2 separate regions of the Mus musculus genome follow, and region 1 is linked to region 2. Evidence: chromatin loops called from intact Hi-C (ENCODE). Cell type or tissue: heart. All regions are shown on one strand. Links, peaks and the distances in the headings refer to the core of each region. The heading gives the core; the rest is flanking DNA. Region 1 holds the start of Samd9l (sterile alpha motif domain containing 9-like). Region 2 holds the start of Gm20559 (a long non-coding RNA gene).

Region 1 (8,336 bases), core at 117-8,116, 53 kb after region 2:
ATCTTTGACAAGGGAGCTAAAACCATCCAGTGGAAAAAGAGACAGCATTTTCAACAAATGGTGGTGGTACAACTGGCGGTTATCATGTAGAAAAATATGAATTGATCCATTCTTATCTCCTTTTACTAAGGCCAAGTCTACGTGGATCAAGGAACTTCATGTAAAACCAGAGACACTGAAACTTATAGAGGAGAAAATTCAGAAAAGCCTTGAAGATATGGGCACAGGGGGAAAATTCCTGAACAGAACAGCAATGTCTTGTGCTGTAAGATCAAGAACTGACAAAATAAAATAAATGGGACCTAATAAAATTCCAAAGCTTCTGTAAGGCAAAACGCATTGTCTATAAGACAAAAAGGCCACAAACAGATTGCGAAAGGATCTTTACCAATCCTAAATCAGATAGGGAAATAATATCCAATATCTATAAAGAACTCAAGAAGATGGACTCCAGAATATCAAATAACCCTATCAAAAATGGGGCCCAGATTTAAACAGAGAATTCTCAACTGAGGATTACCAAATGGTTGAGAAGCACTTGAAAAAATGTTCAACATCCTTAATCATCAGGGAAATGCAAATCAAAACAACCCTGAAATTTCACCTCACACCAGTCAGAATGCCTAAGATCAAAAATTCAGGTGACAGCCGATGCTGAGGATGTGGAGAAAGAAGGACACTCCTCCATTGTTGGTGGGATTGCAAGCTGGTACAATCAATGTGGAAATCAGTCTGGCAGTTCCTCAGAAAATTGCACATAATGCTAATGGAAGATCTAGCAATTCCTCTCCTGGGCATATACCCAGAAGATATTCTAACTGGTAATAAGGACACATGCTCCACTATGCTCATAGCAGCCTTATTTATAATAGCCAGAAGCTGGAAAGAACCCAGATGTCCCTTAACAGAGGAATGGATACAGAAAATGTGGTATATTTACACAATGGAGTACTACTCAGAAATTAAAAACAATGTATTTATGAAATTCTTAGGCAAATGGATGCATCTGGAGGGCATCATCCTGAGGGAGGTAACCCAATCACAAAAGAACACTAATGATATGCACTCACTGATAAGCTGATAGTAGCCCAGAAACTTAGACTATCCAAGACACAATTTGTAAAACACATGAACCTCAAGAAGAAAGAAGACCAAAGTGTGGATACTTTGTTCCTTCTTAGAATGGGGAACAAAATACCCATTGAAGGAATTATAGAGACAAAGTTCAGAGCTGAGACAAAAGGAAAGACTATCCAGAGACTGCCCTACTCAGGGATCCATCCCATATACAACCACCAAAAGCAGGCACTATTGCATATGCCAGAAAGATTTTGCTGACAGGACCCTGACATAGCTCTCTCTTGTTAGGCTATGCCAATGCCTGGCAAATACAGAAGTTGATGCTCACAGTCATCTATCCCCTAATGAAGGAGTTAGAGAAAGTACCCAAGGAGCTGAAGGGGTCTGCAACCCTAAAGGAGGAACAACGCTATGAACTAACCAGTACCCCCAGAGCTGTGTCTCTAGTTGCTTATGTGGCAGAGGATGGCCTAGTCAGCCATCAATGGGAGGAGAGACCCTTGGTATTGTGAAAATTCTATGCCCCAGTACAGGGGAATGCCAGGACCAGGAAGACGGAGTGGGTGGGTTGGAGAGCAGGGCAGGGAAAGGGTATAGGTGGCTTTGGAGATAGCATTTGATATGTAAATGAAGAAAACACACACACACACACACACACACACACACATATATATATATATATACAGAGAGAGAGAGAGAGAGAGAGAGAGAAGAGAGAGAGAGAGTGTGTGGAAAAAACTCACATTGTAAAAGGCACAAATATTGGTCCATGTTCCTGGCTTAACTTGTGTTCTCTTTTTCTGATGATTCACAACAGTACCCTGTGGGCATAAATTTTTTGCAACCAACTTTTAATAAGGGTTCATCTTCTCCTCTAGCCTACTACCCAACAGAGGTAGTAGAAGAGAAAAGCTATTAGGATATGAGGGAAGTGGACCTGTTTAGCAATAGTTTTTTGGAGGTGAGCTTGATCATCTTTGGTAGTAGTTCAGTCCCATAGCAAACACAAATACAACTCAGCAGCTGCAGACCAGTTGTCTAGGCAAGTAGACACAAGGCATGAACCAGCAGCTGTAGTTAAATTCTCAAGAGGCTTGTCAATCAGATGCACAAAGACTGTGAATACTGAAGGTAGCTGTGTAGGCAGAAACAAATTGTCTAAAGGTGCACTTGGCTGCACAATAACCTGTTGTAACTGTACCATTTCTTGTTCTCTCAGGCCCCTGGAACCAGGGTTGAATGGCAGTTTACCTTCCAACTTAGGCACCTACCTCTATCTCTATTCACAAATTCTCTAAAGGCACAGCCAACTCCACACTCTTTTCTAACAGAAGAGAATTTTCAGGTTTCCCATGAACTTTATCCAAAAGGGTACCCAAAACTAAAATAGAAGCTGTGTAGAAACAAGACTGTCATGTGGCCTAGAAATAAGGGTAAGGACTAGAACAAGTCTAGGTATTCACATCTTACTGTTTCATCACTTTGTATTTCTACAGCAGATTTCAGGACTAGCTTTGACCTCTTTATTCCACTCACAGTGAATTCTTAGTACTGTTTTCTTTAATTTCTTCAAATCCTAACTCAAAGTTATCTGCCTAGTGGATATAGCTCAGCAGTAGACTTGGGCTCGGATTCCCAGCACACGAGAATACCCTCACCATTACTAAGGCTCCTTAGACAAGAGAGTCATACAAACACCTCACTAGGTTTCAGTTTGCAATTTGAAACACTACATTTTATACATATTTGTGTGGTGGATTTTTAGAAGAAAACTTGTTTCTAGACAATCTTCTTATATCTCCTATGGTTTGCCCTGCCCCCCAGTTTGTGTGTGAGCGAATGTGTGTGCATAAGTGTGTGTGTGTGTGTGTGTGTGTGTGTGTGTGTGTGTGAGAGAGAGAGAAAGAGAGAGAGAGAGAGAGAGAGAGAGAGAGAGAGAGAGAGAGAGAGAGGTGAAAGTCTAATAGAAAGATTAACATCCTGCTTGCAGATTTTGAAGTGGAATAAACTTCCTGAATAATCGGACTGTTTTCAATGAAGAGGACTCTTACCCTATGAATTTAAGTTTCCAGTTTATAAACTGAGTTTACAATACCAGCATATCATTAATAACGCCCCACTCATTCTCTCTGTCCATTGCTTCACTAACATTTTTAGTCAGCATAGGAAATAAGGGGTTTTATTATGATGATATTAAAATTTTTTACTTATTTGCATTAAATTTGTGGACTTGCATGTCTGTGTGCTTTTGTAAAGGCAGACAAAGAAGGAGGAAGAGAGGGAGGGAGGGAAAATAGCTCTCATGTGAATGTCCTTGTGTGGTTTAAGGCATTGGGAGACTCTGCTATTACTACTCACTTTTTACTCTGAAGCAGGTTTTCTTACCCATACTGTGGTTAAGCTGGCAACCAGCAAGAACCAACAATCTTCCAGACTCCAGCACACACAGGGCTTGGGTTACAGCAGTTCACTACTTCTGAGTTTTGGATGTGAGAACTGAGAGTTGACTCAAGTTCTCATATTTGCACACACAAGTGCTCTCCTTATTCACTGAGCCACCTCTCTAGCCCGTTATTATGACATTTCCATGTACTTTGTCCACTTCAACTTTCACAAAAGCAGACAGAAAAATGTTTTATTTATATCTTGCAGGCTTATCTAACCCATTATAGCCTCCCTCAGCCCTGAAGTAGGCTGATTCAGACTTTGACCTTGCTGCCACTGAGAAGAAAATTACCTAAGGTGGAGCCTTCTGACCTAGATGGCTCTTTTGTTCTGCCACCTGCCAATGCTCTCTCCAAGACACTGCTACCTGCTGAGAAGCCCCCTAGATATTCCATAGGAACATCCTATTCTGCATATCACCTACAGGCTGGCTCCAGACACCAAGAATGGACTGGCGGGTAATGGGCCTTCCCCTTTTATAAGTAGACTCTAGTAGTAAACTAGAGAGCCTTGAACAGAATCCTGTCTTGGCTCCATTAACCTCTCAACATCTAAGTCGCTTTCAGCCCCAGCCTGCCTCCCTGGTGTACCGGGTCCTTGTAAGCCTCAGGCCAGCATGCAGCAACCCATGGCTTCCTGGCTGCACTAGGATGAGGAAAGATATAAAAATAGTCCACCCAAAGTTATAAACTTACTTATAACATTGTGAGTTTGTGTGTGTGTGTGTGTGTGTGTGTGTGTGTGTGTGTGTGTGTGTGTGTGTGTGTGTGATATCTTTTGTAAGTGGTTGGGATGGTGTTGAAACATTGGATTCGTCTCTACCATGCAAGCACATCTCACTGTGGATACATGTAAGCCACCAAGAATGGCTCAATAGCACAATCCTTAAAGTTATATATTCCAAATGATCAAGTTTCCCATGCCAGAAGCCTGCTCAATTCCAACACTTTTTGTACTTTACAGCTTATTGTAGTAACGTTTATCACTTGATTGGCCTTGTTTTAAAACAAAGATTCTACTCTTTATTTCCTGGAAAAAGTGCACAATTCACTATAGAGCCTGTTTCTTCATGTCTAAACTTCATATCTATAAACGGCCAGGTAGGTATACTACTTGATGTAAGTTTATAACATTCCAGCATATCTAGCACTGGTGAGAGCAGAAAGGGAAGATTCTGAATGACACAGGCATTGAAAGAGCTGACGTCTCTGTGTGCAGCAGCCCACCTTGGCCTGGTCCAAGCCAGCGGTGAGCTTCGCAGCACTTTCATCATCACAGTTTTCTAATTCTGTTTAATTAGCAAGCTGAAAAGCAAAACAGATCTCCAGAGCATCCATTTCCACATCTTCTGTCCACATCTTCCTGGAGGAAACGTTTATGGACTCAACAGAAATGACCCAGGCATGATAAAGAGATGTGTAAATGACAGAGTACTGCCACCAGCAGTCTGTCACCATTTCCTTCTGAACACGTGATCTCACGTGAGCAAGAGGAAGGAGGCAGGAAAGGACCATCTTTACTGATATTATAGATGTCTAACTCCTGATCCCACTGCCCACTCGTTACTCTTACATAGAAGCAAAGCCTCATATACTCACATGCAACTCTCCAGCTCTGACCCTCAGCTACTCACTCCCTGGTTTTGCTATGCTGTCCAACCACCTCTGCTGCCCAGTCCCTCCCAACACATGAGTGAGCACATGATGGCCATTTGGATGCCTGGTGTCCCCAGGCTCTTGATTACAAGCCCAGGGCTCTTATGCAACCTCTAATCGGGACACCTGAAGTCTTCCTAAATTCAGCAGTAAAAATTTCTTCTCACAGTTATACATATGTCGGTCCCCACCTATCTCGGTGTAAGAGTACAAAATGCAAGATGAAGTCATGAGTCAGATGGATTATTCATACCTGAGCTAAGAAACATATCAGAATATAAGCTTGAGTTCTCATGGCAGGGTTGGAGGCAGAGAGATATGGGCAGAAATACTTGGTTGAGAAACTAAGCAAATACCAAAAAAGGGATGAATTTTCACTCCCAACTTATGAAACTGAACAGGTTTCACTTTTCACAGTGCTCCCTCTAAAACAGTGGTTCTTGACCTCCCTAATGCTGAAACCCTTTAATACAGCACCTCACAGTCTGGTGACCCCCCTCCCCCACCCATAAAATTATTCCCTTGCTACTTCATAACTGTAACTGTGTGACTGTTATGAATTATAAAGTAAATATCTGTGTTTTCTGATGGTCTTAGGCATCCCCTGTCAAGACTCACAGGTTGAGAACTTCTGCTCTAATGCCTATGTTCAGACTTAAAAGCTCTTCCTTGAATCAATCCCCTAAACCCACAGAAGAGGCCACTTTGGAGACTGTATAAGCCACTGTATTAATGGTTTCTTCAGGCTATCCGTGCTTCTAAAAGGCTTGCACAAACCTTAAAATGTGCTGCAGAATCACACATATATAAAAATCCCTTAGGAAAAGAAAACCAGAGGAAGGCTAATTAGAACTAAAAATAAGTGGGGTGTGTGTGTGACTGTGTGTGCATGTATTTTAGAGTGTTCCCAGAATTGCTCATGAGCTTATATAGTATAAAGAAGAGATAGAATTTATATGACTGAACATACACACACACACATATACACACACATACACACACACATACACACACACATACACATACACACACACACACACACAGGCACACACATACACGCACACACAGACACACACACACACACACACACACACACACAGGAGAATTGTAGGACTTGTCAGTTTTTCTCAGAGAGGTTAAAGAACTTCAATAACATTGTTCCCCTAGGCCCTTGAATGACATTTGGGGGGAAATATCAGATCTCAGCCCCTGATTCTTACCAGGCACATAAAACTGCCATGATTCCAAAACTTTCTGGCAGAAGCTCTGTGAACATTCTGTTTTTGCCTCCAACATATAGACTTGACATTAAAGTCCAACACACTATGGAGGATGTAATTTTCTAGACTGCCTGTTCCTTACAGTGACTGGAGGACTATGTTTTGCACTAATAGAACATTAAAGTGCTTTTTTTTTTTCTTGTTGAAGATGCTGCTTTTCTTTAAGGGCTATTAATAGAACTGTGCCTTATTTTCAAAAACATTTTTTTTAATGGAATGTTTATGTTATAGCCACAGTACCATTTACAACAACACACAGACCAGCAATTTTAAGCTCAGAAAATTACCAGCTTTGTTTTAGAATATACTTAAAACATTCTAACCTCAAAGTTTACTTTTCCCTCTTCCATAAACTGTTGCTGTAGACACCAATAGCAACAACAATAATAGGAAAGAAGAAATTTTGTACTTACCCAAATTTTCAAATTTCTTCTACATAAAAAATCGTTTAAAAGGAAAAAAGAAAACAAAACCTGTCCATTTTAGTAAAGAAAATGTCTGGTATCTGTATTCTCTTCCTCCCAAGATGTCCGTGACAAACAACTTCATTTAGTCTTGGTGGTCTTAACCAGTCTGCTTGTCTACCTTAACACCAGCTTAAACTGGCTGAGAGACACCAGGGTGTGGCTAATGCTGGCAAGAGTGTAAGGAAGTAAAAAACCACCTCTGCTTCAGTTTCCAGTTTCGATTCTGATACAGAAAGAGACTTCCTGAAATGCTTTTTTTCTCTTTTTCTGCTCTTTAGTGCCAACTATGCCACCTGCTGGTTTGTTTGGGTAAAACCCAAAGACCTAAAGTCTGAGGATTTTTTTTTACCCATTAATTAATTTATTTACTCACTATACATCCCAATCAATCAAATCCCTCATCCCATTCCCCCCAGTCCCCACAGTTCCTCCACAATTCCACCTCCCCTTCTCTTTTGAAAGGGTGGAATATCTCCCCAACCCCCTCAACATCAAGTCTCTGCAGGGCTAGGTGCATCCTCTCCCACTGAAGCCAGACAAAGCAGCCAGGTTAGGGCAACAGGATCCACAGGCAGAAAAGATTAAAGGACATCTCCCCACCCCACCCCCGCCAGTTGTTTAGTACCCACATGAAGAGCAAGCTGCACAGTCGAGGTATACATAAGTGACCCAAAAAACTCTACAAAAAGAACTCCTACAGCTGATAAACACCTTCAGCAAAGTGACTGCTGGATGCAAAATTAACTAAAAAAAAATCAGTAGTTCACCTTTATACAAATGATAAATGGGCTGAGAAAGAAATCAGGGAAACAACACCCTTCACAATAGACCCAAGTAACATAAAATATCGTGGTGTAATTCTAGCCAAACAAATGAAAGACCCACCTGAGAAGAACTTCAAGTCTTTGAATAAGGAAACTGAAGAACATATCAGAAGATGGAGAGCTTTCCCATGCTCATAGATTGGGCTTGCATAGTAAAAATGGCAATCTTATCAACAGTAATTTACAGATTCAAGGCAAATTATGAGTCTGTTTAACTGATCTCCCTGGGAGTACCAGTTATTTATTTATTTACTATATTTACTATTAGTTTATCATATGTTCTGTTGCTATAACTGAAGACCACAGACTAGGTGATTCATATATTTTTAAATGTGTTTCTTATGGGTTTTGGAATCTAGGAAGTCCCAGGAGAAGGACCTGCACCTCAGGAGCACCTTCCAGCTGCCCGAGATCTCTGCAGAGGGCACAGATAGAGCAACACAGCTTTAGTTAGAAGCAAGCTGGCTCACTTGTGTCTCTCTTCCTCTTCTAATGACACCACTAAGGATATCATGAGGTTGTGTGACCTCATGGTTGCATATAATATTAACACAGGAGACCATTAACATAAGACTCCAGTGATCT
Region 2 (8,336 bases), core at 196-8,195:
TAAAGGCATTGCCTGTTCAGAGTCTCCAAAAATTCTGCCTGCTGCCTCTGTCATTCTAGCTACAAAGTCTGAGAATGACTCCTGAGGATTTTGTATAATTTTTGTCAGGTATCTTCCAGACTTTCCCTTTTTGGAAAGTGCTTTCCACACCTTAATGGCAGCAGCGGAGATTTGAGTGTATGCTCCCCAATCATAATTCGTCTGATTATTAGCATATTGCCCTTGTCCTTTTAATAATTCAAATGTCCAATTTCTCTGATTGCCTTCAGCAGTGGCATTGACCTTGGCCTGCACCTGAGAAGCATCATGCCACAACGCTTTCTACTCCATATATTGTCCCATATTAGGGAGTGCAGCCTTCACTGTTGTCTGCCAGTCTCCTGGGGTCATGGCTAAAGTAGCAAATCTTTCAATTTGGGAGATAGTGAAGTTGGCACTAACTCCATAATTGCAAACCGACTCAGCAAGTTCTTTTATCTGAATATACTCCACAGGGGCGTGTACTCGCCCTCCATCTGCAGCTTCAAAGACAGGAAATGCCTGATATAATTTTTTCTTTTCCTCCTTTGAAAGAAAAGAATCAGAATAAAATTTCTCCACATAAAGTGGAGGAGTATTGAGACTAGAAGGCCTAGAGGTGGCCTGCTCTGTGTCTCTAGTAACTTTTAATTTTTTTCTCTGATTTCTTCACTCGCCTTTCCTCTGGATGGTATCTTTCTGTTTTATAGTGAGCTGCCTGATATTCTAACTCCTCTTCCTCAGAGAAACTAAGCTCATCTGATTTTAAACTATCAAGCTTTAAAGCCTCTAGTTCCTTTACCAGATAAAGGCTTTTCTTTTCCTGAACTTTCTCCTTATCTCTTTTCTCTCCCCAGGAATTTATTCCCAAACTTTTCACTTCCTCAGACTCAAGGTCTCTGGAAGGGCTTTGCTTCTTGTGCACATTTTTCCTTTTTAGAGCTCTTAACCTATCATACCGCTCCGTTTCTGCCATACTGTCCTGTAATTCTTCCAATATTCCCTGCCCTGTTATTATTGCTGGACGGCATCTCTCATCCTCCAGGCACGATCTCACCAGTTTCCATAATGGCATAATGGCATAATTCCATTCTGTTGTTACTTAGCTAAGTCTCCCTTAATTTCTCCCAAGAGTAAAGAGTTAACGACCCTGAACACACTACCAAGGTGCTATACGTTCAATTTCCCTGATGAATGTCTCTAAGGTTCTTGTAGAGATTTTTATCTCACGCTGCTTTAAGACAGACTGCAGTGCTGTAATCACAGAATGTGAAGTTCCCATACTGCTCCCTTATCTACAGGAGAGACTTAAATATGGGACAAGCACTGCGGCTTATCAACGTCCCTCTGACTGTGCTTAACAGCAGTCAAAAATTTCAGCACCACTTCTGGTGAGTGCAGGATCAAACCAGGAGAAATAGGGTTAACACAGCCAGCACGAGAACAAAAGGCTTTCAGTGCCTTCCTGTTAAGGGGAGGGATTAAGAAGGATCAAAGTCACTTACAGTATCAGTATTCTCTCGGAGCTGAATCCACCATGGTTCTGAACCTGCTCCGGTTGGTCTGAGGGTCTCCTCCCTGGTGCTGCACGTTGTTAAGGCGTTTTTTCCCCGGGTTTCGAGCACCAAGTATCCTGAGCCTGTTCCCGCCAGCAGAAACAGACACAGGACACGCCAGATTCTTTCGTGGTTAACTTTACTTCATAACATATTGAGGTAGACAAAGAAGGCTCAGAAAGTGTGTGGCTTAAATACTTTTTGGTGACATGTCTAAACTAGGACTGGTAGCTACACCCACGAATCTCATGCACCCTAGGGATAGGCTAAACGCCCCAGGGGTTGGGCTAGTGCCCTGGGGGATGGACCAGTGCCCCAGAAATGGGCTGGTGACTTTTGGCGGGTTTTTGCTTTTAGTACATGCGCATATAGCTTGTTCTTTGTTTAGGTGACAATTTGCTGGTTCTGGGTTGGAGATGAGTAAAAGATAGGACTAATTGGAGGATGGTAACCCCGTGAGGCTTTTGAAAGTCACATGGGTGGATGCAGTAGATCAGAATCTGCAGCAGTTCCAAAACCTTAACCAGTTACACACATTCAAAATTAAACTGCATGGATTAATAATAGCACATGCCAACCAGCGTAGCTGATGTTAAAACCCCAGAACCCAAACATTGGTGTATGCAAAGATGGGAGCTTTTGCAATGTGCTGGTAGGAACACAATTTGTTCCGGCTAATTTGAAAGAAGAACTTGATTGCTAATATCCAATTAAATGTATATCTACCTTATAACTCAACAATTTTGGTGGAGAAAAAAGAAGTGAAGTGCTAACTCAGCCACACAGAGTAAGTGTCAGTGAAGTAAGAGGAAAGGAACTACAGTGCCACCAGCACAGAGAACACACTGTGTGAGTGGATCTCACTGAAGTTCAAGGACAGGCAGAGTTGAACTACTTACCGCAGTAGTTTCTGCTTAGGGATGTGTCTTAGTTAGGGTTTCTATTCCTGAACAAACAACATGACCAAGAAGCAAGTTGGGGAGGAAAGGGTTTATTCAGCTTACATTTCCACATTGCTGTTCATCACTGAAAGAAGTCAGGACTGGAACTCAAACAGGTCAGGAAGCAGGAGCTGATGCAGAGGCTATGGAGGGATGTTCTTTACTGGCTTGCCTCCCCTGGCTTGCTCAGCCTGCTCTCTTATAGAACCAAGACTACCAGCCCAGAGATGGTCCCACCCACAAGGGGCCTTTCCCCCTTGATCACTAATTGAGAAAATGCCTTACAGTTGGACCTCATAGAGGCATTTCCTCAACTGAAGCTCCTTTCTCTGTGATAACTCCAGCTGTGTCAAGTTGACACAAAACTAGCCAGTACAGGATGTATTTTCTGTGAATGGGAACAAGGACACTGAATATGGGAAGCTACTTAAATGAACGTACCAAGAAATCAGAGCTGCATCATGCAGACAGACTCAGTTCATATACACCATTCTTCATTTAAAAAAAGCCGGTGCTGCCTCTGAAATACATGATGAAATTTAAAAATGACTAAAATAGAAGCTGTGTAGAAACAAGACTGTCATGTGGCCTAGAAATAAGGGTAAGGACTAGAACAAGTCTAGGTATTCACATCTTACTGTTTCATCACTTTGTATTTCTACAGCAGATTTCAGGACTAGCTTTGACCTCTTTATTCCACTCACAGTGAATTCTTAGTACTGTTTTCTTTAATTTCTTCAAATCCTAACTCAAAGTTATCTGCCTAGTGGATATAGCTCAGCAGTAGACTTGGGCTCGGATTCCCAGCACACGAGAATACCCTCACCATTACTAAGGCTCCTTAGACAAGAGAGTCATACAAACACCTCACTAGGTTTCAGTTTGCAATTTGAAACACTACATTTTATACATATTTGTGTGGTGGATTTTTAGAAGAAAACTTGTTTCTAAACAATCTTCTTATATCTCCTATGGTTTACCCTCCCCCCCAGTATGTGTGTGAGCGAATGTGTGTGCATGCATGTGTGTGTGTGTGTGTGTGTGAGAGAGAGAGAGAGAGAGAGGGAGGGAGGGAGAGAGAGAGAGAGGCAGAGAGAGAGAGGGAGAGAGAGAGAGAGAGAGGTGAAAGTCTAATAGAAAGATTAACATCCTGCTTGCAGATTTTGAAGTGGAATAAACTTCCTGAATAACTGGACTGTTTTCAATGAAGATGACTCTTACCCTATGAATTTAAGTTGCCAGTTTATAAACTGAGTTTACAATACCAGCATATCATTAATAACGCCCCACTCATTCTCTCTGTCCATTGCTTCACTAATATTTTTAGTCAGCATAGGAAATAAGGGGTTTTATTATGATGATATTTAAATTTTTTACTTATTTGCATTAAATTTGTGGACTTGTATGTCTGTGTGCTTTTGTGGGGGCAGGCAGAGAAGGAGGGAGGGAGGAGGAGGGAGGGAGGGAAAATAGCACTCATGTGAATGTCCTTGTGTGGTTTAAGGCATTGGGAGACTCTGCTATTACTTCTCACTTTTTGACTCTGAAGGAGGTTTACTTACCTATACTGTGGTTAAGCGGGCAACTAGCAAGAACCAACAATCTTCCAGACTCCAGCACACACAGGGCTTGGGTTACAGCAGTTCACTACTTCTGAGTTTTGGAAGTGAGAACTGAGGGTTGACTCAAGTTCTCATATTTGCACACACAAGTGCTCTCCTTATTCACTGAGCCACCTCTCTAGCCCTTTATTATGACATTTCTATGTGTTCTGTCCACTTCAAATTTCACAAAAGCAGACAGAAAAATGTTTTATTTATATCTTGCAGGCTTATCTAACCCATTATAGCCTCCCTCAGCCCTGAAGTAGGCTGATTCAGACTTTGACCTTGCTGCCACTGAGAAGGAAATTACCTAAGGTGGAGCCTTCTGACCTAGATGGCTCTTTTGTTCTGCCACCTGCCACTGCTCTCTCCAAGACACTGCTACCTGCTGAGAAGCAGGTGATACATTCTGGAGGAACATCCTATGCTGCATATCACCTACAGGCTGGCTCCAGACACCAAGAATGGACTGGCAGGGGATGGGCCTTCCCCTTTTATAAGTAGACTCTAGTAGTAAACTGAAGGGCCTTGAACAAAATCCTGTCTTGGCTCCATTAACCTCTCAACATCTAATTGCTTGTAGCCCCAGCCTGCCTCCCTGGTGTACCGAGTCCTTGTAAGCCTCAGGCCGGCATGCAGCAACCCATGGCTTCCTGGCTGCACTAGGATGAGCAAAGATATAAAAATAGTTCAACCCAAAGTTATAAACTTACTTATAACATTGTGAGTTTGTGTGTGTGAGAGAGAGAGAGAGATTTCTTTTCTAAGTGGATGGCATGGTGTTGAAATATTGGATTCTCCTCTACCATGCAAGGGACTGCAACAGCAAACTTCCTCATAAACACCTCCATTAACATCTCAGTATGGATGCACATAAGCTACCAAGAACAGCTCAATACCACAATCCTTAAAGTTATATATTTCATATGATCAAAATTCCTATGCCAGAAGCCTGATCAATGCCAACACTTTTTGTTCTTTACAGCTTATTGTAGTAACGTTTATCACTTGATTGGCCTTGTTTTAAAACAAAGTTTCTACTCTTTATTTCCTGGAAAAAGTGCACAATTCACTATAGAGCCTGTTTCTTCATGTCTAAACTTCATATCTAACAACGGCCAGGTAGGTATACTACTTGATGTAAGTTTATAACATTCCAGCATATCTAGCACTGGTGAGAGCAGAAAGGGAAGATTCTGAATGACACAGGCATTGAAAGAGCTGACGTCTCTGTGTGCAGCAGCCCACCTTGGCCTGGTCCAAGCCAGCGGTGAGCTTCGCAGCACTTTCATCATCACAGTTTTCTAATTCTGTTTAATTAGCAAGCTGAAAAGCAAAACAGATCTCCAGAGCATCCATTTCCACATCTTCTGTCCACATCTTCCTGGAGGAAACGTTTATGGACTCAACAGAAATGACCCAGGCATGATAAAGAGATGTGTAAATGACAGAGTACTGCCACCAGCAGTCTGTCACCATTTCCTTCTGAACACGTGATCTCACGTGAGCAAGAGGAAGGAGGCAGGGAAGGACCATCTTTACTGATATTATAGATGTCTAACTCCTGATCCCACTGCCCACTCGTTACTCTTACATAGAAGCAAAGCCTCATATACTCACATGCAACTCTCCAGCTCTGACCCTCAGCTACTCACTCCCTGGTTTTGCTATGCTGTCCAACCACCTCTGCTGCCCAGTCCCTCCCAACACATGAGTGAGCACATGATGGCCATTTGGATGCCTGGTGTCCCCAGGCTCTTGATTACAACAGTGACTAGAGGACTATGTTTTGCACTAATAGAACATTAAAATTTTTTTTTCTTGTTGAAGATGCTGCTTTTCTTTAAGGGCTAATAATAGAACTGTGCCTTATTTTCAAAAACATTTTTTTAATGGAATGTTTATGTTATAGCCACAGTACCATTTACAACAACACACAGACCAGAAATTTTAAGCTCAGAAAATTACCACCTTTGTTTTAGAATATACTTAAAACATTCTGACCTCAAAGTTTACTTTTCCCTCTTCCATAAACTGTTGCTGTAGACACCAATAGCAACAACAATAATAGGAAAGAAGAAATTTTGTACTTACCCAAATTTTCAGATTTCTTCTATATAAAAAATCTTTTAAAAGGAAAAAAAGAAAGAAAAAAAAACTGTCCATTTTAGTAAAGAAAATGTCTGGTATCTGTATTCTCTTCCTCCTAAGATGTCTGTGACAAACAACTTCATTTAGTCTTGGTGGTCTTAACCAGTCTGCTTGTCTACTTTAACACCAGCTTAAACTGGCTGAGAGACACCAGGGTGTGGCTAATGCTGGCAAGAGTGTAAGGAAGTGAAAACCACCTCTGCTTCAGTTTCCAGTTTCGATTCTGATATAAAAAGAGACTTCCTGAAATGCTTTTTTTCTCTTTTTCTGCTCTTTAGTGCCAACAATGCCACCTGCTGGTTTGTTTGGGTAAAACCCAAAGACCTAAAGTCTGAGGGTTTTTTTACCCATTAATTAATTTATTTACTCACTATACATCCCAATCAATCAAATCCCTCATCCCATTCCCCCCAGTCCCCACAGTTCCTCCACAATTCCACCTCCCCTTCTCTTCTGAAAGGGTGGAATATCTCCCCAACCCCCTCAACATCAAGTTTCTGCAGGGCTAGGTGCATCCTCTCTCACTGAAGCCAGACAAAGCAGCAAGGTTAGGGCAACAGGATCCACAGGCAGGCAAGATTAAAGGACATCTCCCCACCCTACCCCTGCCAGTTGTTCAGTACCCACATGAAGACCAAGCTGCACAGTTGAGGTATACATAAGTGACCCTAAAAACTATACAAAAAGAACTCCTACAGCTGATAAACACCTTCAGCAAAGTGACTGCTGGATGCAAAATTAAGTAAAAAAAAAAAAATCAGTAGTTCACCTTTATACAAATGATAAATGGGCTGAGAAAGAAATCAGGGAAACAACACCCTTCACAATAGACCCAAGTAATATAAAATATCGTGGTGTAATTCTAGCCAAACAAATGAAAGACCCACCTGAGAAGAACTTCAAGTCTTTGAAGAAGGAAACTGAAGAACATATCAGAAGATGGAGAGCTTTCCCATGCTCATAGATTGGGCTTGCATAGTAAAAATGGCAATCTTATCAACAGTAATTTACAGATTCAAGGCAAATTATGAGTCTGTTTAACTGATCTCCCTGGGAGTACCAGTTATTTATTTATTTACTATATTTACTATTAGTTTATCATATGTTCTGTTGCTGTAACTGAAGACCACAGACTAGGTGATTCATATATTTTTAAATGTGTTTCTTATGGGTTTTGGGATCTAGGAAGTCCCAGGAGAAGGACCTGCACCTCAGGAGCACCTTCCAGCTGCCCGAGATCTCTGCAGAGGGCACAGATAGAGCAACACAGGTTTAGCTAGAAGCAAGCTGGCTCACTTGTGTCTCTCTTCCTCTTCTAATGACACCACTAAGGATATCATGAGGTTGTGTGACCTCATGGTTGCATATAATATTAACACAGGAGACCATTAACATAAGACTCCAGTGATCTTTAAATCCCCATTTAAATACAAGTTTTAAGAAACTACAGATGACAGCAGTTAATGTATGTCAGTTTCAAGGAAAGCTAACATTTTTATTGAAATGACAATACTTCAGAAGATCACTTTGATTTTGCTATTAGTATTTATAAATTTTTATACTGAACAAGCCATTAAAAGAATAGTGCCACAAAAAGTTGTTAAGCATCCCTTGGAGAATTCAAATACACTATTAATTAAAAAAAAAAAATCTGTTCCCTCTGAGTAAAAACAACACAAGCCCTGCAGTGGTACTGATGGCTAAGGATATTTTGGGACTTTTTAAAAGTGCCATGCAGGCTGCTGGCATAGAATGTGCTTGATGATCTTATCCAGCTAGTCACTCTATATATTGACATGCCAGGCAAGATCTGTCACTGTGCATGGCTGTCAACTCTTTTCTGACTGAATTTGTGTTCTACTTCACAGAAAGAAATTTATGTCTGGTTTCTAAATTTTGTCAAAAGCCTATGCTGGGGACATCAATTTGTTGATGTTTTCCTAAATGAACATGTCAAACAGCTTTCTGAATGTTTATATGTACTCATAGACCTGGACCACTTCAAACCTTGGTCAACAAGTGCTTCACATTCATTAATGAAGAGACTCACAACTAGTTAAAGTGCT

What was found. Hi-C counts contacts between places; a loop is a spot of excess contacts. Peaks named below come from ENCODE experiments on the same cell type or tissue, not always from the same donor. Only the 100,000 strongest peaks of a DNase experiment are listed, where the experiment ranks them.
Region 1: a loop joins it to region 2, with 7 times the contacts of the local background. A loop is called at or near these places in 17 of 42 quality-filtered maps.

What each region holds. Positions count from the first base shown.
Region 1 is chr6:3,392,395-3,400,730 of GRCm38, forward strand. It overlaps Samd9l (sterile alpha motif domain containing 9-like), which reads right to left and starts at 7,177. Exons shown (of 2, transcript NM_010156.3): 1 at 6,874-7,177. In heart, for the core only: a CTCF peak has its summit at 7,212 (motif pointing left); DNase peaks (open chromatin) are centred at 4,027, 5,257, 7,107 and 7,487.
Region 2 is chr6:3,339,640-3,347,975 of GRCm38, forward strand. Gm20559 (a long non-coding RNA gene) reads right to left here and starts at 6,502. Exons shown (of 4, transcript XR_003956390.1): 1 at 6,214-6,502; 2 at 2,957-3,035; 3 at 1,524-1,657. In heart, for the core only: a CTCF peak has its summit at 6,566 (motif pointing left); a DNase peak (open chromatin) is centred at 6,442; H3K4me3 peaks cover 716 bases.